Linked DNA regions of Homo sapiens: region 1 is linked to region 2. A link is a loop called in an ENCODE intact Hi-C map of the cell type or tissue named here. Cell type or tissue: CD14-positive monocyte. All regions are shown on one strand. Each heading gives the region's core, and the rest is flanking DNA. Links, peaks and the distances in the headings are about the cores only. Region 1 has its middle 94 kb from the start of DLEU7-AS1. Region 2 has its middle 110 kb from the start of DLEU1-AS1.

Region 1 (8,671 bases), core at 1,760-6,759, 78 kb after region 2:
ATGGAGGACTATGATGCAACTGGTAGTAAGTCACCAACAGACACTGGCTGAGTGAGATTTTCTTTAATACCGAAGGCATTAAACATCATAGAGGCAACTAAACAAAGCAGAAAACCTCATAGCGTGCTCTTGGTTGTAGGTACTGATTTGAGTGCTTATGAGGATTTACAGCTGCAAATAATAACAACTATCTGGAATTAGGCCTTTAGCAGGCATGAGAAGCTATTTTGTTCCATGTGCACAGGTTTTTTACAACCTCCACATCCTACCCTTATGCTATCTAAAATGATTCTAAGGTCTATAGCTATATATTTACCCCAGCACATTTCTGAGGATTGATTGTGAGATTGGATGAATCAGTTGTCAGTTTTCTAGGTGCACTGTCATTCAGCAGGTCTAGGCTTCAGGCATGCATGAGGTTTTTCTTGCAGAGGGGAAGAGTGAGAAAGTGAGGATAAATCTCCTGAAGCAAAGAAGCCTTAGAGAGGACACAGTAAGAACTAGAAGGGCAAATGTCTCAGAGGCCAGTTAAGTATCAGAAAATGAGGAAAGCAGGCTCAGTGCACAGTAATAGGGAGTAGTGAGGACTGTGGCAAAAAGGCCAGCACATTCCCTGTCTGAAAGTGGCAGCAGCTACTCAGCTCAGCCAAGTACAGTAGTATCCCTTTATCTACCGAGATATATTCCAAGACACTCCCCTCCCAGTGGATGCCTGAAACCATGGGTAATACAGAACTCTATATATACTATGGCTTTTTTTTCCATCTAATAACTGAGACAGCTACTAAGTGACCAATGGGCAGGTAGCATCTATGCTGAACAAAGGGGTGATTCACATCCCAGGCAACACAGAGTGGGACTCAGAGATTTCATTACCCAGAACAGTGTGCAATTTAAACCATATACATTGTTTATTTCTGGCACTTTCCACTTAATATTTTCAGACTATGGTTGATCACAGGTAGCTCAAACTGCAGAAAGTGAAACTGTGGATAAGGGGGTACTAGTTTTACCATTTGGGAATGTGGCCCATTGCTTTCAGAGAATCAGCAATTTCGTTAGTTGAAAATACAAATTTCTGTGGGTAGTTTTCTAATTTTCAAATGTTAGTAGCTAATTTACAATTATCTAAAATACTATGTGGGCTAATTTGTGAGCTTTGCCTTAATGTTTGTAAGACTAATTGTCACTGGAAATGGAATTCTGCCTGCCTGTGACCCCTGAGTGATAGAAATAGAAGCCATAAGTGGCAGTTACAGAGAAATAGGCCTTGGTCCAAAATAAGAACACATTTTCTAATAATATTATTCAAAGGCAGAGTGTTCTTCTCTAGGGCATGAGTTGCTCATTTCTATAGATGTTCAAGTATCAATTGGTTGGCATCTTTGCCAGAACTGTGTAAAGGAAGACCAGGCATCAGATAGATGGGATGTTAGACTTCACATCTCCCTTTCAAACCTGAGCTCCTTTGAATCAAAAGCACTACTTTTTCACAAAGGTTTCAATTCAAGCTGGACTGGGCATTCAGAATGAGCCTTTTGGTTTTACTTTCTGTGTCATACGTAGAACACATGTGTGTCTCTTCTGGTCTGTAAATATAGGATGGGACTGAGATGCCTTTTTCAAGGGAAAATGTTTCAAAGGCTGATTATTACTATTTTAGACTTTCTATCTCTTGGGTTTGCCTTGCCCTGAGTTGGCCTGTGTTTCTTCAAATCCACTCAGCAAGGTTCAACTTGGTTTGGCTGTGTCTCTGCTGGTATTATTTTCTATGGAAATAAATGCACACAGACTCTGATAATTTATATACATTCAGATGTAACCATAAGGAGAAACCAACACTTTACTATATATTTTTAAATTTCCATAAATCTGGGATCTGGAAATGAACAATTTTTCTTCTGAACACACAAAATTGGCAAAAATACCAAATTTGCCAATATTGGTATTTTCTGTACCCTCAAAAATATTGAGTATATCAATATAACAATGAAAATGTGAACATTTAAGCAAAAACAATTTGGCCAATTAAACCAGATATACCAATTAATTCAATGACAAAAATAAGTCAAAGAACTCAGCTTTGGCACATGGAGGCATTCAAGACACCAGCATCTGTTTTATTTTTGACAGCAGCGTCTGGTCCTTATATATTCATCTAACACTTTCAGTAGATCTTGACTTCGGTATGAAACTTGCTCACATTTTCAGATCTACAAAGGACAGATTTTAACCATTATTCTGAAAATGCTTTCCTTTCCATAAGAAAATGAAGAAAAAAGCCTGCTTTATATTAAAATGCTTATTTTAGCCATGAAGATAAGCCCTAGCCATTCTCAGATGCTGAAATACTTTGGTTTGGAAGATCTTTACTGCATGGTTCTTGGCCTGGAGCCTTATCACGCTAGAGAATCCAATCCACGTGAATGTTCTGTTTTTCAATCATTTGTTTGCAAAGTCTAATCTGGAAGGGGAATTAATATTATTAAGGACATTTTATGTGCAAGGGCTGTGCCAGGCATTTAACAAGTATTATCTTGTTTAACCCTCACAATGACCCAGTGGCGGGGGCGGGGGGCATTACTACCTATACCTACATGAGAAAGCAGGCTCTGGAGCATCAGAATCAAATCAGAGCCTGGGACTCAGGGCAGCCAGCTCCAAGGTCACACAGGATTTTTTTTTTTTTTTTCTGCGTAAGAAAAATATTGGGGAAAGGAGAAGAGAAATCCATTGTAAACTTAGGTAATCCAAAATTAAATTTCAGGGACCATTTATGAAACTATCTCTTTGAATCGTAATTCCAGTTACACATTAAATTTAACTGTAGGGAGACCTGAGTACAAACATTCATTGATTAGCCTTACAGTAAATTTGTGAGATCAAAACTTCCTAAATCCTATTGCAGATGGTACTAGCCACTGACTTTGACTTTCAGCTGTTAGACTGATCATTAGCAAACAACTTCTGGGCCAAGTGCCCACATCAGTTTTGAGGGAACTTTGGGATTTTTCTTTGCTTTGATTTGTAACAATCTATGTACGCCTTCTTTGGTAACCCTGATGAGAGCTCAAAGTAGGACTTTAAGCAGATATCCTAAGGCCAATATCCCAATTCTGCGTTTGTTTTTTTCCTTGAGGTTTAAACAGTATGTTGAATCAACATTCTATCAAGAGCTTTTTTAGTGCTTTTACCAAGAAGTTGTTAGTGAGAGCTGCATTCAGTTCAACTTTCTTTCTCGGTTCCTTTCCCTACCCTGGTTTAGTGTGTTGAAAAATCCTTTTGCATCAGCATTTATGCAGCATATAATTTTTTTACTCTCATCCAACAGGCACATTTGGATTTACTATTTCACTTGAACAGTTGGTGTTTACTGGCAGCAACAAGAACAAAATTTATAGCAGCAAATGGAAGCTGAACTCGCATGCTGGCTTTGCACTGAAGAACTTTGTGTTTGCCATTTCCTAATTGTGAAAACAATATGTCCAAGATTTTGCAGTCATCAGCATTCTGATGTAACGACTTCCATCTGGTCAAAGGAAGAAATTCAGAACCTCTATCTCCTTTTGAATTCTACTTCAGTGCAAAGGTAACTGGCTTAGGAGAATGTTGGAAGACAAGAAATTCAGACAATACATTCTGAAAAGCGACTATAACATCCACTTTTCCAGGGGATAATTTTCCTGAAGAGCAAACAGGGGTAGGGAATTTGTCACGATCTTCTTAATGGAAGCGGCTCTAATTGGAGCAAGATGACAGGATTACTTGGAGGTGAGAGAGGATAAAGAAAGCAGGATGATTTGTGGCGCGTTCCAATCGGAGGTAATAAGAAGTCAGAGATCCACAGAGACCATGCAATTGGAGACCAATACGAAGGCAATGGAGGCCAACAACGTGGTAATAAGAAGTGGTTTAACATCCCATCTCATCCCATCTGGCATTCAGAATTTGGCACTGGTTATTGAAATATGAAGCTCCTGATGGTCCTCACACTCCTACAGTGACCTTCTTCACTCATTAGCCAGGAGTTGAAGCTGAAAGAAATGTAGCATAATATCTCAAATGCTTGCTTTGCATTTTTTATATTCATTGATTCAACAATTATTTACTGAGCACTATATTGCATTTTAGGAATGGCATTAGGTACTGGAGATATGGGCTAACACACATTTCTTGGCTACCCATTATAGATAATTACATGAGAAACACAAAATATGCATAGAAGGACCCTAATTTCGAGTCAAACAACCCAGGAAGAAGACTTCTCTATAGCTATCTTTATACTTTATATTAATCTTTTTCTTTGTATTTTATGTTCATCTTCTTCTTCCTGAAATGAGAAGGGAAGGAAAATAGAATTCTAGAAATAACCTTACAGCTGCCCTTCACTCTATGGAAAAAGTGAGCTCTTGACAGGAAAGGGGTTCTATCCATGATCTTACAATTCCTAAACAGCAACAGCATCATGGACGTATTTGTTCCTGGCGTCATAAGCCTGCATACGGTAGGCATTCAGTTAATAGGTACTGATTGGTCTAACAGAGGAAGCTGGGCTTGATTATAAAATAAACTAGGCTATGAAATCATGCCTCCTAAAAGCTCATTAAAGGCAGCAACACGGGATGGGGACTGTAAGGAAGTTGTCTCCCACCTGCCTCCCTCCTCAGACACACATCATTCCGCAGATGTGAAAACGACCCAGACTCTGCCCGCATGTGGCCTCCCGGACCGGGCAGTAGGGCCTTGCCCCTACCCTCATGAAGACTGTCGGCTGTGTTACAGAACTGCTGCTCTGTCTCTGACTCCCCTCACTCCCATGCTCTGTTGGAAACTCAAGTTGTGAAACCACAAAACACAGAAAGGAAGTGGTCAACTATTGCACATACTCAAGCTATGTAGTCTCAGTTTATTCCATTCTTGCAGGATCATTGTAGGAAGGCATAAGAGTCCTGCTTACTGGTGAGCCACTGAACACAAACTCCCTTCTCACCTCTGCCTTGGATCCCGCCATGCCTGAGGTCTAGGGCTAGAAGCGTTGTTTCATCCACATTAATTCCGGTCTTGGGCAACGTGGCTATTTTCTGACCTGTCTGTCTTCCCACCCTAGTGGTGAATTCTCTTTCTGGGATCTCAACTCCTTCTCCTGTCACCCAGCTTTTTCCGAGCAACCCCAGTCCATCTGGCATATCATTAGAATGTTAAACCTAAAACGGTAAGCCATTCTGTGAATACCTTTAAGTAACAGGATATTAAAATGAGACTTTTCCTGTTTTCTCAGTGCTAGCTGACATCTTTGAGCTGAGAAAAAAAAATATTGTTAAAAATGCTCATCTATTCTCAGGAGATGTCATCTGCTAAGGAGTGACCAAAAAAATGGTCCAATAACCCTGAAACCATCGCTCAAATCTTAGCTACGCAAGGGGAGACTTGTAAATTAATGAGGACGGCAAGGATTTCATGAGACAGAGCTTTCAGGCTGCTAAAATGCTTCCTCCTCCCTTCTCATGTGTTTTCCCCTCATCTTACGCAAATAAGAGGGGGCCTTCAGAGAATTACTTGGAGAGCTGACCTAGGACCCCTAGGCTTTGGGGAACATAGAATGTATTAGTGTCTATTGCTGCTGAAACAAATTAGCACACATTTAACAGCTTAAAAATAGCAAAATTACTACCTCACAGTTCTGTAGGTTAGAAGTCCAGTGGGCGCGGCTGGTGTGTGGGCTTCAAGCCTCACAGGGCTGAAATCAAGGTGTTGGCCAGGCTGTACTCCCTCCTAGAGGCTCTAATGAAGCATCTGTTTCCAGGCCTCTGCGCCTTGTTGGCGGAATTCAGTTCAATTTGCCTGATGGACTGAGGTCCCTGCTTCCCTGCGGGCTGTCGGCGGGAACTGCCACTGGCTCCTTGCAGCCTCTCTCTGATTCTTGCACAAGGGCACCTACATCTCAGAGCCAGCGAGAGTGTGAGTGTGTGGAATCCTTCTCACGAGGCCTCATCTCTCTGACTTTCGTCGGGAAATGTTCTCTGCTTTTAAAGGATCATGTAATTATTTTGAGCCTACCCGATAATCCAGGATAATCCCCTCATCTAAAAATCTGTTACCTTAACCACATCTGCAAAGTCCCTGTTGCCGTGTAATGTAAGCTATTCACAGGTTCTGGGGATTAGGAAAAGGACATCTTTGGTGGGGGCCTTATTCAGCCTACCACATAGAGATTAGTACCTGAAAAGCCAGCAGGTGAGAAGCTAGACAGAGCAGCCGGTGGCAGCTAAAGGAGAAAGGGGGCGAGAGCTGGAGAAGTCGCACTTCCGCCGATGGCGCAGCAAAGGGGATGTTGCCCTGGAGGACTCAGGGAACGGAACTGGGCTATCAGCCGAGAATGGGGCTCCACTCAAAAGGAGGAACCAACAGGAGACACAAGGAACCCCAGCAGGAAGAAGTCGGAGATGGAGGAGGGGAAGTCATAGCTGGAGGAGACGTGTGTTAGGAAGCTACAATGGCAGCTCCCTAGTGGAGGTGTTTCGGAAAAACTCCGAAGATTCCACTTGAGAAAATCATCGGCCTTCAGACAACGTCTATGCCAGATAATGCTACCAAATCACAACCTTGCCTTTCCTCCCTACTGCTGTTCTGATGTGGGAGGACCCAAAGGCAGCAGAAGAGCCAAAGAAGAGTAGCAGAAAGGTAAGTTTGGCTGTCATGCCCTGGCACACCTTGCTGCTACCCTGCAGCTCCCTGCCACCTGGCCATGCACTGCTTCCCCTCCACACCCTGCTGAGGCAGGTCTGGGCTGGGGACACAGGAAGCTTTGATGTTAGACTGAACTGGACCTTCAAGATCTCAAAACACAAAGTATTTGTTAGTAACTGAAAGGTGGCATAAATGTTAGATCAACCTAGGATTTTATCACCAAATAAGGAAACAAGTTCACTGGGCAGTTCTAAGAAAGAATAGAATTGCTTCCTGCTTGGTCTTTTTTGTTTAATAGACCAGATTCACAAATGCCCCAACCCTTCTCTAGCAATGTGTAGGTTCTGATCACCAAGGGCTATCTCAAGAGAAGGGCCAAACATCTCCATTAACAGGAACTCAAGCCCTTGTTTCATTGAAATGTTTGGTTACAGCTTAATGACCACAGTTGCAAAGCCAGAATATTGAGTTTTTATATGCTATATTATTTACATGGAATAATGCCCTCTTGGTACCATATTGAACATAGTAAATTCTCTGTTAATTGACACTATACAGAAAGAGTACTTTGACTGATCGAGGAAGGCTAATGTTTTTTGATCTCTAATCCTTGGGCTACCTTTTCCGTGATGTCACGGAAAGAGCATTAGACTAGTTATTGTTCTAGAACTGGGACTCTCACTAACTATATACACGTGGGCAGATCATTTTACATTTTTGAGCATTGGTTTCTTCATGTGTAAGGTGGTAACAACAATGTCTCCCCTGCCTTGTTCATAGGATTGTAGGGAGAATCAAATGACATAATGGTCATGAAAATATATTTCTAAGTTGTAATCTGTATATGTAATAAGGTGTTACTAGTAATTGAACATTTATATATATTCTGTAACAGGTTGTAAACTTTTAAAAGAGATCTAGTACACCAGGCTTAATGGACTATTTTTTGAAAGACACATCAAAAACTGTTGACAATAATTGCCTCTAGGTAGAGACATGAGAGTGATGGGAAGGAGGCAGACTTATTTTTCACTCAATTTCCTTTTGTATCTCTTGAATTAATACTATATATACACATGACGCATTTAATTTAAACCAATACAATTCAATAACTATTTGAGAAGTTAAAGAAAAAAGATATATTTATTCTGAATAATAAATTGAAAATAATCTAATCTTTCTGTAAAATGGCTTTTTAGGATCTTTAATACTTTAGCTTTAAGTGAGATGATTTAGTTGATGCAACCAGCACAGAACTTGGCACACAGTGGGTATTCAAAAAGTGGTAGAGCCCTTTGCCTTGAGGCCATCATATGACTATCCACTCCCAGTGAATTTGCTATATACAAGGATATAGTTAATGGGATGCTGGATATTAGAAAGTTTATTGGATTTTACCAGGATGCTGGACACAGATGGTAAGTGGAAAATGCCAGAAAGTTGATGAATCATCTGGTAAACTAGTGGAAAAGGTAAATGGAGCCAGAAAGAGGCCAGAGAGGGCAAGGAAACAGAACAGGTCTGGAGAAAGGCAACTACACTCATTGTATCATGTAACCCACTTTTCAGTTGCTGATGTTTCCAAAATGGTAAGTACATTTTGCAAACTGGAGTTATTCTGATCTTCATGCTATTAAATGCTTATTAATTAACAAATAGCGTGAAGTCTCATTAGCTAGGCTGTGGGTTTTTTTTTTTTTCAAATTTAGGATTTCTCTTCATTTTATGGTAAGGAGCAGGGAGTCCATAAATCAGAACACTTTATGAGAAGTTCTAACACCTAGCCCTAATGCCAAGACTGAGAATCTGATAGCATAGCTATTAAAAATTAAGACCCCTGAAAGACTTCCATTTCTGCTAACAGCAATGCCCAAGGCAGCCAGACACTATGTCTCCCTTTCTGTTTTAATGTAGTTGCATCAATTCTGCTATTCTGTTATAAAGCAAGCACCTAGAATGACATTTACAAAGCAGGCAAAATGAA
Region 2 (8,671 bases), core at 1,558-6,557:
TCATGGATGAATTGGTCCCAGATGCCACTTAAGCCTCACTGTCAAAGTGACACCTCCACTAGAGAAGGCAGTAGACGGGCAGAGCTCTGAATTCGCTGTGGCATCATATGCTGACCAGCTGGCATTAGAGATGCCAAATTTTTTTTTTGTAGACATGTATTCATGGCAGTTTTTTTTCTTATTTCTTGTAGCAGCTTAGGACTTGTCAACCCACTGCTTGTTCTGTGTTCCACACTGGTATTCAAAGATGTGAAAGCAAGAAGAAGGCTAGGATGAGCAACACAACAGAATAACTCAAGCAACAGAGCAATTCTGAAACACAAGGAAAAAGGACTTACTCATACTTCCCTCATGGATTATCTGAGAATTGAATGAAAACAATCAGTAATGTATTCAATTCATAACAAATGTCACCAGTGAAAAGAACAGAGAACTGACAAAAGCTAAAACTACACAAAGTGAGATTTGCTCATGCATTAATGTAAACAGGAAAAAATAAAATCCTGGAGAATTTTAGATCTGCAAAATTTGATACAAGAAAGTTGGATTTTGTAAGAGTAAAATAAAAAGATACAGAACAAAATTCACACTGACAAAACTACAAAATATGACAAATCAGTAATCTAAATCTTGAAAAGGTGAAAAGATAAAATGACAAATCATACTAATTCAAATAACTTTTCAAACACAAATACAAGACAGAAAAACATAACCAGGCCAGATGTGGTGGCTCAGGCCTGTAATCCCAGCACTTTGGAAGGCCAAGGCAGGCAGATCACCTGAGGTCAGGAGTTCAAGACCAGCCTGGCCAACATGGTGAAACCCTATCTTTACTAAAAATGCAAAAATTAGCCAGGCGTGGTGGTAATTGCCTGTAATCCCAGCTGCTTGGGAGGCTGAGGCAAGAGAATAACCTGAACCCAGGAGGCAGAGGTTGCAGTGAGCCAAGATTGTGCCACTGCACTGCAGCCTGAGCGACAGAGTGAGACTCCATCTAGATAAAAAAACAAAAAACAAAAAACATAACCACATCGTATAGAAAATGGGCCATATAATTAAAGTATGGGTAGTAAAATTCACTTGGAAAAATTAATCAATGTGCATAAAATCCTAGTGAAAATGGTGGTCATAACATGTACCTAATATATCCTTATAATTAAAATGATAGAATTAATAAAAATTCTGAGTTAAAATTGTATAAAGAGATATTGCATGTCCTGAAAGTCAGTGCAGTTACAAGTTATTAAAGTAATTTAGTTTTAAAGCCTAGTTTTCTGAAATACAGGTTTAAAATTTTAATTTAGGTATCCGTGTACATTTACCATCACTACTGCATAGGAATAGTCTTGAAGGATAGCCCCTAACAGATACCAGAGGTTGCCTCTGGGGAGGGATGTAGATCCACGTGAGATAAAGGTTATGAAGGAAGAATTTTCGTTTTATATTTTGTATAAGGTATTATTCATCCCACCAGACAGCTAGTACCAAAAAGAGGCATATTCTATCTTTTTAATCAATCTCTTGTTGCCCTGCACATGGCTGTTCCTGCTTTTCCACCCAGCAGTATCTTGTGTCTTCATCACTTCCCTTCAATGCTTTACAAACTTACTCTCCTTCATTTTCTGAAGTTGCAGTCAGCTTCCCATTGGTGCTGTCTTTCCCCTTCCTCATATGAGAGCATCCATTTTGATTTACAGCTGGAACAATATATACATCTCTGTGTAATAAATAGGACAAGAATTATCCCAACTTACAGATGGGCGAGTGCTTCAAGTAGGCAACTTCCTAAGTGGGCAAGTTTAGAATACGTCTTTCAAGGTTATCCAAGGTTGTCCAAGTAAGTTCACAACCACATTCCCAGCTCAGAGGTCCCTTTATGGAGATTACACTTCTGAGCCTTTAACCTTGTAGGCATTAGCACAATGTTCTACTTAAAAGAAGACAGATCCTAGGTCTACCCCCAGATCAAACACCTGCAATAGGTTTCCATTGCCTCATTAAAACAGTCCAACTACAGATATGTAGGGAAAATGGGGACTTAGAATCAGAAGAATTTGGAGAAAATTATTCATGTTGCAAAACTCATTGTTTTCTAAAGAATTCCTTTACATCTTCAACTTCCTGTTGAAGCTATGTGATTATTTTGTGGTTCACTAATTATAAAAGTATAATGTAGTCAGAGATGACAGAGAGAGTAAAGAGAACACAATCCTTTCCCATTTTTAATATTTGAAGTTTATTTTTAGTGTGTGTGTGTGTGTGTGTGTGTGTGTGTGTGTGTAAAATAGAGATGGGGTCTTGCTATGTGCTCAGGGTGGTCTCAAACTCCTGGCCTCAAGTGATCCTCCTGCCTCAACCTCCTGAGCATCTGGGATTACAGGTATAAGCCACAGTGCCCAGCTTCCTTTCCTGTTTCTGAAGATGATGTGGAAGAAGTCGGCCTCTAAATGAAATGAAACGCCAATGCTCTAAGACTTAAGACTGCCAGGAAGTCTCATAGCTCTGCAGTCTAGAGACCAGCTGGTCCAGCACCCACTCTGCCTTCCACTCTGCTTTTTCTCCACACCCTGGTCACTTCCATGGAACCTCCTTAAGTGTGCTGGTCAGGCCCTGGAGTGGGTGACAGAATGCTGGATGATGAGTCTGTGCCTAAATCCATGTTTAGCTGGTGGAGTTGCCAGCTCCTTTCAGTCTAGGAAAAGTCAAAAGCCACTTTGGGTTAGATACCTTCTGTTCTTCATGAGTCCCTTGGCTGAACCTTCTCAGTTGAGCAAGTGCAAGGTGAGCACACGCTGTTTGCCCTTTTCTGTCACCTGTCTTAGTTCCTTGCCCTTTTCCATCACCTTAGTTTTCTGTTAGTACACAAAGCTCAGAGACGAAGTGAAGAAGTTTGCAGAAAGAGTTCTGAAGTCTTGTGAGGGAAAAGATTCTAGACCCCCAGCCATTCCTTCTCTGCATTTGGAGTTTGGGAAACCTGTCCTGGTAGAGCAGAGTTGCCCCATCTGATAATTCTATATGTTCAAGTGAGAGAGTATCTAGAGCAGCAGTCTCCAGCCTTTTTGGCACCAGGGGCCAGTTTCGTGGAAGGCAATTTTTCCATGGACCCGGGGTGGGGAGATGGTTTCAGGATGATTCAAGTGCATTCTGGTTTATTGTACACTTTATTTCCATTATTATTACATTGTGATATATAATGAAACAATTATACAATCTGACATAATGTAGAATCAGTGGGAGCCCTGAGCTTGTTTTCCTGCAACTAGGTGGTCCCATGTCGGGGTGATGGGAGACAGTGACAGATCATCAGGCATTAGACTCTCATGAGGAGCATGCAACCGAGATCCCTCGCATACACAGTTCACAATAGGGTTTGCACTCCTATGAGAATCTAATGCTGCCTGCTGATCTGACAGGAGTCAGGGCTCAGGTGGTAATGCAAGCTATGAGGAGCAGCTGTAAATACAGATGAAGCTTCTCTCACTCACCTGTCACTCACCTCCTGCTGTGTGGCCCAGTTCCTAACAGGCCACAGACCAGTACCAGTCTGTGGCCCTGGGGTTGGGGGCTCCTGGTCTGGAGAGTATAGAGTAAACTCTAACAGGAGTGCAGAGGCTGACCATGGCACTTTGGGATGCTGTGGGGTGGAGAGCCTTGCTTTTACCTCAAAATATAAAATTGTATGCCCCAGTTAATCTGAGTAGGAATAATATCATTGGCTCCCTTTAGCATAGCTGTGATAGGCTGAGAGCACTCTCAGAATTTAATTAATTCTCAAGGAAAATCAATGGGGGAGAAACACAGATATATAAGATAGGATTCAATTTCCAAAGATTACCTTCTGATCTGGTCACATCAGGTGCTTCCAGGCCTTAAAGGCCTTATCATCTTTTCAAAGTCACATTGTCTTGACATGCCTGTATCCTATCCCGCATCGCTATAATTTTGTGGAACCTCATCTGTGACTCTACTTCCTAAGTCTGAGCATGTTTATGACTAGAGAGTACCAGGTTAACAGCAATTTTTCAAGAGCTATCTCAGAAACAACTGGAAGCTTCTGAAATCAGGGCAAAGAAATTCCAGTTCCCCATTGTCCTCCACCTAGGGCTCTCCTTCTGAGTTCAGTTTTCATATGACTCTTTCCCAGGTGTCTTTTTAATTACCGTAACGTTCATATAACAAGACTTCTGCCCTGAAAAGATCCTTAGAGTCTGTCAATTCCAATCTGTTCCCTTTACAGAAGAAGAAATGTTACAGAGAGATAGAGATAAGAGAAAATGCAGTGAAGAATCCATACCCTTTTGTATCTTTAGGGCAAAGCATTACAGCAAACATAGGGAAATGAATAGAAAATTATAGACACTTTGGAGATGTCATAGTCTAGAATGAAAATTCCATGAGCCATCTGGCCTCTTCATTGCTGTGTCTCTTGTTCCTCTCTCATGCTAGAAACTCAAGACATTTTGTATTATTGAAACTGTGACCCAAACAGTTAAAGAAACCAGTGACTAGATAAGAAAAGAAAAAACTTGCTGAAATGCGGAAACTCCCTCTGCTTGCAACATAACAAACCTAGCTGAAATCAGTTGGAACCAATATGGCCAAATGGAGTCAGTGCAGAACGAGCTTGCTGATGTCACAACCCAAATTTCCACTGCATGTTTCACACTAACTTCCCCCAAATTTGCAACATGTGACCCATGAGGAAGCGTGCAGAGATAACTGTGTGTGCCAAGGATTTTCTGGATCTCCCCTTTCCTTCCACCAATCACCAGTTAATCTCAGAATCCACCCCTAACCCTTTTCTAATAAAAATACTGCCTTAAAGTCAGCACAAGGAGACAGATTTGAGCTGAACTTCTGTCCCCTTGTTGGTCGACCTACAATAAAAAGCTTTTATTTTCTCAAAACCCCAGTGTCATAGTATTGGTTTCTAGCACTTCAGGCAGCAAGGCCTTTTGCTTGGTAACAATATGAATAAATGTCAAACTTTGTTTAAGTAAATTACCCACATAGATACCTAATTGTGGAGACAAGCAGAATGAGTATGTAAATTACCCTGGCCTGAGAGCTTTCTCTGGGTTGCCTGGCAACCAAGGTAGCCTGAAAGCCCCACCTCTCCTAGGAGAGGCTACAAGTTCTCATAGGACCAGGGACATTCCTTTCTCCAGTGGGAGTGGCTGTCTCAAACTAACTTCCCACAGGTTTAGGACCCCTAAAGCCTCCAGGTGCTGAGCCTCTGGCATTTCCTAGCAATCCCCTAAACAGCTAGAACCTAAGCTCAGGCAGCTTAGTAGCTGAGCCCAAAATATTGATTTTCTCAGACTGCTCTCACACCAAGAGGCTGTAATTCAGAGACAGACCCCACTCCTATAACGATGGAAAACAACAGGAAGTGGGATGTCTCCCTTGCCGCAAGGCCCCTCAGTGTGTTTGTCGCTGCTCTGGCCATAGTCCGCCTCTCTGGGGATGCCAACACAAGAAAGGACACATCACCTGCGGACCTATTTGTGAGTTTCAGTCTGCTCGCTGCTGGTTACCCACCCCTTGCACCAATTCACAACACCACGAGTTAGAATAGAATCATTGTCATGTTTAGAACCTGAAGCTATTCTCATTGTACCAATGTGGTAACTGAGGACCAAATAAATTGAGTGCCGGTCGTAAGTCATGTGGTAACTAATGACAATCAGGAGTATATCCCAAGCCTCCTGGGTGCTTCCTCAGATCAGTTATTTGGTCACTTAGGGTGAAAAAGGGTGATTAATGCATGTATTAGGGCTTATGGGGTGGAAGGACCTAGACATAAGCTTTTGGAACTGCAATAGCCCTCCCATAGATCATGGGAAGTCTATTACCCTCCCAAGGATTTCTGCAAACTCCTTATGGGCTGTATTTTCAGAATAATCTTCAGTATCCATTTCTGCTGATTAGATCTGTTTCTGCTGATTAGAGAACTCGGTATTCAAATTTCCAGTGGTCTCATAAATACAATTTTTAAAGTTCAGTTTCTTTGAAACGGGATTCAAATAAACCAAACTTTAAAAATTATATTTGTGAGATCACTGGAAATCTTGTGACTAGTGGATATGTTCCTAAGTCTTTATTAATTAATAAGTTCTATTTCCACCTCTTGTTATGTAGTCCTTTCAATTTATCTGTTGAATAAGCCAAGGTTTCCCACAGTTTGGATTTTGTCAATTGTATCCTTGTGGCATTAATTAATATGGTTCTCTGTTAATTCATTAGGGATTTTTTAAATGGTGTTAGTCTATGTTACTTCTTCATTTATTAGCCAGAATAATAACTTCTATAAAGAGAAACTTTCCCTGATTGACCGTTATGTTATTCAGAGCTGTTTCTAATGGGGAAGACAGGATAGGTGCTTGATTCTCTCCCTTAATTTGTCTGTTTTCAATAATGAAAAATATTTGAAGATAACTACTGAGTTTTTTTAAAAAAATTATGAAGTCATGAATTTAAATATATTTTGCATCTTTTAGCTAATTGCAGTCTTTGTGCTATTTTTTTTTTTTTTTTGAGATGGAGTCTTGCTCTGTTGCCCAGGCTGGAGTGCAGTGGCATGATCTCGGCTCACTGCAAGCTCCGCCTGCCAGGTTCACGCCATTCTCCTGCCTCAGCCTCCCGAATAGCTGGGACCACAGGCACCCGCCACCACGCCAGGCTAATTTTTTTGTATTTTTAGTAGAGACGGGGTTTCACTGTGTTAGCCAGGATGATCTCGATCTCCTGACCTCGTGATCCACCCACCTCGGCCTCCCAAAGTGCTGGGATTACAGGCGTGAGCCACTGCGCCCGGCCGTCTTTGTTCTTTTGAATGCATAAATGTCACATCTTTGGCCAGTGGGAGCCTATTTGAGTTGGCTTTTGAATCATTTGATTCATCTTGTGTATTTCAGATCTAGAATCATATTTCTCTTGAGAATCTTGGTTTCTTTTACTGAAAAATGGTATGTGGGCCACAGTCTAGAAACTGGGAGCATTCATTGTTACTAGGTTGTTCATTGTTTCTTGGGATTTTTTTTAGCATGAAATATATTGAGAGTTCATATTGAGACTTCCAGTGCAAATTTAGTTCTGTAGAGTCTTATTTTTTTTATCTTCCATCTATATCTCCTTTCTCTGTGCTAAGTATCTAAGTTTTCTATGACAGTGGGATTGATGGAATTAGAATATCATATAATTACCCACCCATTTTTTCTATCTTACCATGTCTCTGAAACAGTTTTAGAATAACAATACCAAAACTACTACCAACACTATGATTTCTGAAAACAGTTTAAGATTTTCTTTTCTTTTTTTTTTTTTGTAGTTGTTTTGACTGTAGGATATATCCCAATTACCGATTTTTTTTTTTTTTTTCAGAGACAGAGGCTCACTGTCATCCAAGCTGGAGTGCAGTGGCAAGAACATACCAGTTACTGAATTTTAAAATCACTTGAAATAGTTCTTTTATTTTGAGTCAAGTTGGCAACCAAGGTAGGCTTGACCACAAAGAAAAGAATTATTCCAAGTGACAACATTTAGATTTAAGCTCAGAGGCTCCATTTTATTTTCTATGCTTTGGGATTGCTTTTTATAAATTTTTTATTTTGCTTTATAGAATTATGAGAAATTAATGGATAAAAATCTTTACATGTAGAAATGCTAAGTTACTCCTGTGATATCTAAAAGTCTGATAATGCCCAAAAGGATGATTACATGCTGGAAAATTCTTCCTATTTTGAGAACACATGTTGAACATGTGATAGATGCAAAGATCCAATTGATTATTTCTCTTTGTGTATATGATGTTGCCCTGATTGCCCTCAAACTGTTTTACATTAGAGAGGTTTGCTTTCTATAACAGACATACCAGATCCCTTGAAGGGGTAGGGTATCATTGATGTTGTGCCATCAAAAGACATATGCCTAATGGGGAAGAGAGTGAATGAGGGCACACAGTGGTGAGAACCTGTCATGTGTGCTAGATATCATTAAAGTCTCACAATTGAATATTTTAAAAAAAGTAAATACTGCATTCTGCTCCATAATAATATGCATATTATATAAAGATAAAAAATTGCTTTTTAAATAACTTGCCATCACAAAAATGGGCACAACAGGAAGCTGCATCATGTTTGAGGTGCAGCTTTCAGTCCTTTATGACATAGCACTTAATATCCCTCAGTTAGGAGACATACGCAGTGGGCTATCAGGACTGCTTCATCACATAGTGCTCTAACATATTTCTGGAATAACTTGAAAGCATTTCTGAATAATTTAAATTATCTTTCATTTTCAAATTGATTCAGAAGATCTCCTTTTTCCTGTCATTTGGAAACATCTTGAATTTGGAATCTTGCGTCGAGTTTGATAGGGGCTGGGTGGGAGAAGGGCAGACAAGAAGAAGAAAGTGTATCTTTCCTGCCCTCAACTTTCCTGGAAGCTTTTCTTGGTCTGTTTATTGCTGTCTTGGAGTTCAGGCAGCCCTGACCTTATGAACATAGTTAGAACCTGTAGCGTCAGTCATCCATGGTGTCATTTGTGGCAGAAAAAAATATAGGATGACTTGCCTTTACAATTTATTAATAATGGCTGCTAGCTTTGTGCTTACTTTTTAAAATGTTCTCTACCTCCCTTGTCCTCAAATCACACCTTCTTTTCCTGATCC

The links. A loop is a pair of places that touch in the nucleus more often than their neighbours do. Peaks named below come from ENCODE experiments on the same cell type or tissue, not always from the same donor. Only the 100,000 strongest peaks of a DNase experiment are listed, where the experiment ranks them.
Region 1: a loop joins it to region 2, with 2.9 times the contacts of the local background. A loop is called at or near these places in 3 of 110 quality-filtered maps.

What each region holds. Positions count from the first base shown.
Region 1 is chr13:50,709,207-50,717,877 of GRCh38, forward strand. It overlaps a transcript of DLEU7 not described here. Among named protein-coding and RNA genes, the nearest start is that of DLEU7-AS1, 94 kb to the right of the region's middle. In CD14-positive monocyte, for the core only: no CTCF peak of the experiment used is centred there; DNase peaks (open chromatin) are centred at 4,875, 5,485, 5,925 and 6,385; H3K4me3 peaks cover 3,829 bases; H3K27ac peaks cover 3,987 bases.
Region 2 is chr13:50,631,086-50,639,756 of GRCh38, forward strand. No RefSeq gene overlaps it. Among named protein-coding and RNA genes, the nearest start is that of DLEU1-AS1, 110 kb to the left of the region's middle. RefSeq lists enhancers at 4,392-4,591, 4,988-5,282 and a silencer at 4,988-5,282. In CD14-positive monocyte, for the core only: no CTCF peak of the experiment used is centred there; DNase peaks (open chromatin) are centred at 1,626, 4,036, 4,646 and 5,106; H3K27ac peaks cover 4,494 bases.